2 separate regions of the Mus musculus genome follow, and region 2 is linked to region 1. The links are chromatin loops, found by intact Hi-C in ENCODE. Cell type or tissue: heart. All regions are shown on one strand.

Region 1 (2,500 bases):
GTGGTTTGAATATGTTTGGCCCAGAGAGTGGCACTATTTGGAGGTGTGGCCTTGGAGTAGATGTGTCACTGTGGGTGTGGGTTTTAAGACCGTCTTCCTAACTACCTGGAAGTCAGTATTCTCCTACCAGCCTTCAGATGAAGATGTAGAACTCTCAGCTCCTTCCACACCATGCCTCTCTGGATGCTGCCATGCTCCTGCCTTGATGATAATGGACTGAACCTCTGAACCTGTAAGCCAGCCCCAATTAAATGTTGCCCTTATAACAGTTGCCATGGTCATGGCATCTGTTCACAGCAGTAAAACCCTAACTAAGACACATGGGTTCCAGGAAGGTCCTAGGATCATCTCAGCACACACACACATGCTATGGCATATATGTGAAAGTCAACTTGCAGGAATCAGCTCTCCATCCATCATATAGGTTCCAGGTATTAAACTCAGTGTTAGATGGCTGCTAGTGCCTTTACCCGCTGGGCAAGCTCATTGGCCTTGTCACTAACACATTTATCTAACTCATCAATTTCCATAGGTGCATTCAGGCTGCCTTTCTGTATCTGTAAGATGAGAAAAACTAAAGCAGAGATTTCAGGCAGCAATGATGAGCCTTAAATGGCTCAGTCTGAGGAGTGACCTAGTACAGTGCCTGGCAAGTAGAGAGCCTCAGAAAAATGAAGGATTTCCGTGAACAACTCTTCTTTAAAGAAGTGTTTGGTCTCTCTGTAGAGACAGCCCAGCAGTAGACAATCACAGATAGAGGTGGCTTCTTTCTACACACTTCAGTTCTGGAATTAAAGAGTGTCCAGAAATACACTTGATGCAGTCACATTCCTAAGCATGCTTACATAAGGAGTGCACTCTTACACATGTCTTGTATAAGGTCATGGTCCAAGAAGGATAGCAGTGCAAAGGTGTTGGCCATGCTCTGCGCTATGAGGAGACCTCACACTATGTGCAACTATGAAACAGATCAGAGAGAGGACACTAAAAAGGACTTATTATGGGTCTTGGGCTATGTTAGCTGATTTGGAGGAGATCCTAAGAAAGCAGGAGTTTATGTTGTATTAAAACAATAGAAATGGGACTTTCAGGATAGCATTTGAAATGTAAAAGAAGAAAATATCTAATTAAAAAAAGAAAAAAACAATATGAATGCAATAATATTTAATGGATACGTCTATTTCTAGTTCATGGGCAGAAGAATAGAAACAAGGCCAAACTTAACATTGAAGAAGCAGTAATCTCTCCTGTTAGCCAGGAGAGGGAGGTGTTTGGTCATTTTTGTAGTTGTACATCTGTTTTTATCCTTCTGTGAGCATAACTGTAGAATTGTCTCATTTTTTTTCCTTGTTCCATCATATTCTTGAGAAGCCTCAAGATCGATATTAATGTTAACATCCTGCTTATGTAGATGAAGGGAACCGCTTGATTTTACTGACACAAATAAGCCATTTACTAGCTGTCAGCTGGAGGAGACTCACTGTCCCACTTTTCCTAACACTGAGAAGGTCCCTGAGAGACAGAATTTTAGTGCTTAAAACGAAAAGAGTCAGCAAGGTAGATTTTTTTGTCACTGTAGCTGCTAAGGCCAACTACTTCTTTCTCTGCCTTCAGCTCTTTGACAACATGTCCTATGAAATACCTTATATGGATAGGATGCCTTGACTCATTTGTATACGAGGCCTTAAGCAGGTTGCTCAATGTCTCTGACTCTTGGTGAGACTGACTAAAGAAGTTCTGGACACACCCAAACCTAAACTTCCTAGCTTAAGTTGTTCCCCAAGCCTTTATTAGTAATTCTTATAAGCTGGAACGGACTCTTCCCAAATGGAAATGCCCCAAAGACAAATCATCAAGTCGATACAAGTCGATAATGTCGAAAACTCAAAATCTCCTGCACGGGATTTCAGCGTCCCATGCTAAAGCAAGTGCAAGCTTTCCAACTCATACTGTCCTGGCTGGTTTTGTGCGTCAACTTGACACAAGCTGGAGTTATCACAGAGAAAGGAGATCCAGTTGTAAGGCATTTTCTTAAATTACTGATCAAGGATGAGGAGGGCCCAGACCACTGTGAGTGGTGTCGTCCCTGGGCTGGTGGTCCTGGGTTCTATAAGAAGCCAAGCTGAGCAAGCCAGAGGAAGCAACCCAGTAAGCAGCACGCCCTCCATGGCCTCTGCATCAGCTCCTGCCTCCAGGTTCCTGCCCTGCTTGAGTTCTAGTCCTGACTTCCTTTAGTGATGAGCAGCAATGTGGAAGTGTAAGCTGAGTGAACCCTTTCCTCCCCGACTTGCTTCTTGGTCATGATGCTTTTGTGCAGCAATGGAAACCCTGACTAAGACACATAACCACTTCAAAGTCACCTGCAGTGTCCCTCACCCCCTGATCCCATACAGGATCAATAACCCATCATCAGCTAGAAATAGCTATGAACAATGGGCCTTCACCCCCGCTTCAACCCCTTAAGAATAAAGCATGGAGATGTCTGAGGCAGGAAATGAGG
Region 2 (2,500 bases), 160 kb after region 1:
CTAAGCTGGAAATAAACCTGCATCAAAACTACTCTACCCTGGAGGATATCCAGAGTCTTTTCTGAATTCTATTAGCTCTCTTATTCCACATTTACACTAATATATCACTAATATATGCTTGGTTTCAAAGCTACAAATGTTGAGCGGGATGGCGGTGCCCCCACTACTGCAAATAAAGTGTAAAAATACATGTATATAGCTGGGTTGTATGTGTCATACAGCCAGGTTGTGGTAGTACATGCCTTTAACACCAGTACTAGGGAGGTGGAGGCAGGCAGATCTCTGAGTTCCAGGCCAGCCTGGCCTACAAAGTGAGTTCAAGGACAGCCAGGGCTACACAGAGAAACCCTGTATCAAAAAACTAAAACAACAACAATAAGAAAACACGAATGTTTAGTCTTAAGGGAAAACATATTCTTTACAATGTTACATACAGTTCAACTTGTAATTTAGGAGTAAGACTATATAGTCTTTTATAGCTGTTAAGAACATGCATGTCTGGTGTCTTACAACCATTGGTAACTCCAGCTTCTTGGATTTGACACTCTCTTGCGGGATCCTCGCGCACCTGCACACACGTGCACAAATACACTGACACTCATACACATAAACAAGAATAAATCTTTAAAAAAGGACTATAGTTTTAATGTAGGCACACAGCTCTAAATAGGAGAAAGTCTCATTAGCATTTATCGCTCAGCAACAACGAACTTTTTTTTATTAGGCTGCAGACATTTTAAGAGTGCGATTTTTGGTGGAGGGTGGAGCAAACTCATCCGCAAAGCTACAGAGTGGACGGGAAGTAGTGGTTTTTAGGTATGTGCAAACTTGTGACGTGCAGTAGTAGATGCTTAATAAAGTGTGGGCCGAGTCCTGGGTGACATGTTCCCAGACTTTAGAGGGCAGCGACAGGAGCATGCTACCAGAACATTGTTAAAAGAGCGTATTCAAGCGAGAGTGGGTTGGCTCGAGGTGCTAGGCGCCCACGCGAGGCCCGACCCACGGCCTGCAGCATCGCACACTTACCAGGCCAGGCCCAGGGTCATCGCCAGAGACAGCAGGCTGAGCCCAGTGCGGGGGTCCGCCCAGCCCGCGTCCCCCCGCGCCTCGGGGTTTTTCCTGCCATCACTCCGCTTCTCGGGCTCAGGAGCAGCCACTTTGGGCCCCGGCTTCTTTCGGCTCTTCACTTCGGACATGTCTGGATCCCTGAAGATCTTGAAGCCAGGATGGCTTTGGAGGGGGGCCGTGGGACGTGGCTGCAGAGCAGCTTCGGAAGGCCACGCCCACCAAGGCTGTGCCCCGCCCTCAAGCGGCTGGCCCCGCCTCTGGATTCCGCTACCCGACTGAGTCTGCGGGAGACCCAAGCTCGCGGGTGCGCGCAGGTTGCGGAGAGGCGCGTAGAGGGGGCGGGGCCGAGAGTGCCACGTCTAGCTGGGCGCGAGCCCGCGGCTTAGCCCCACCCCACCGCGCATGCGAGAACGCTCAACCAGGGCTTGCGGTCACGCGCCGGGCGGGGCGCGCGCGCGCGGCCGCGGCGGCGGGCCCTGGGCGAGTGAATTTGCGTGCCCGGGCGCGCGCTGTGTGGACTGGGCGGGCCCAGCGGTGTTTGAGTGCTCCGCGGTCCTGAGGCAGAGACCAGGAGGCAGCTAGAGGAGCAGACGTCTCACTCCGCTCGCGGAAGGGTGTGAGAGGGGTGTGTGGGGGTCGGCAGCGAGGGGTGTGTGCCATCAGCCACCGGCGACGATCTGAGACAGTCGCAGCGGCTTTCCGAGCGGCGTCCGCTTCCCGCCCGGGCAGCTCCCGCCAGAGGGGTGAAGCGGCGACTGGAGTGGCCGTGCTTTTGTGCCCTGGGTCCCGGTACCCTCCCCTGGTGCGGCCCGAGGCAAGCCCACCGAGGTGACCACCCCTCGACGCCGCTTGGAGATCCCGGGCATCCACCCTGCGCCCCGAGCAGCTGATACCCAGGGAGGTGTCAGGACCTGCCCGGGGCGCGGGGTCGCCGGAAGCCAGGCGGGAGCCCCGGCTGCTTTCTGGCAATCTAGTCTCATAAGTGACCCTCCCTGGGCTGCTTTCTTTCGATTATCATCAGTGACCCTCCCCCGGCTGCTCTTCCCAGCACAACTCCGGTGCAAAGGCTTGGGTAAGTTTACTGCCTCGGTCTCACCTCCCCAAGCTCCTCTGGGCAGGCTCTTTGCAAGTTCTGTTGTAGCTCCCAGGGACTGAAAGATCAGGGGACGCGGGATGTTTGGTAATCATCCTCCTGCTCTTGTACCAGGAAGAGAAATTATCTAAGGAGGAAGTAGACCACTATTACTGTTTTCCTGGATAGACTTAGCCTTTATATTGTGGTCTGTATCTCGGACCAGTTTTGGCTTTCTGTTTTGTTGTGGCCACAAAGAGGTTGTGGCCCTGGGAATTTGCCCATAGTATTCCAGTTTGTGTAAAGTTTGAAAAAAGTTGTTTAAAATTTATATAATTTATGGCTGGGCATGGTGGTGCA

The links. A loop is a pair of places that touch in the nucleus more often than their neighbours do. Peaks named below come from ENCODE experiments on the same cell type or tissue, not always from the same donor. Only the 100,000 strongest peaks of a DNase experiment are listed, where the experiment ranks them.
Region 2: a loop joins it to region 1, with 2.7 times the contacts of the local background. A loop is called at or near these places in 9 of 42 quality-filtered maps.

What each region holds. Positions count from the first base shown.
Region 1 is chr10:91,243,286-91,245,785 of GRCm38, reverse strand. No RefSeq gene overlaps it. Among named protein-coding and RNA genes, the nearest start is that of 4930534H03Rik, 24 kb to the right of the region's middle. In heart, a CTCF peak has its summit at 1,256 (motif pointing right); no DNase peak of the experiment used is centred here.
Region 2 is chr10:91,081,823-91,084,322 of GRCm38, reverse strand. Apaf1 (apoptotic peptidase activating factor 1) reads left to right here and starts at 1,580. Exons shown (of 27, transcript NM_009684.2): 1 at 1,580-2,140. Ikbip (IKBKB interacting protein) reads right to left here and starts at 1,284. Exons shown (of 3, transcript NM_026166.2): 1 at 1,027-1,284. The coding sequence starts at 1,196. In heart, no CTCF peak of the experiment used is centred here; a DNase peak (open chromatin) is centred at 1,372; H3K4me3 peaks cover 2,275 bases; H3K27ac peaks cover 1,988 bases.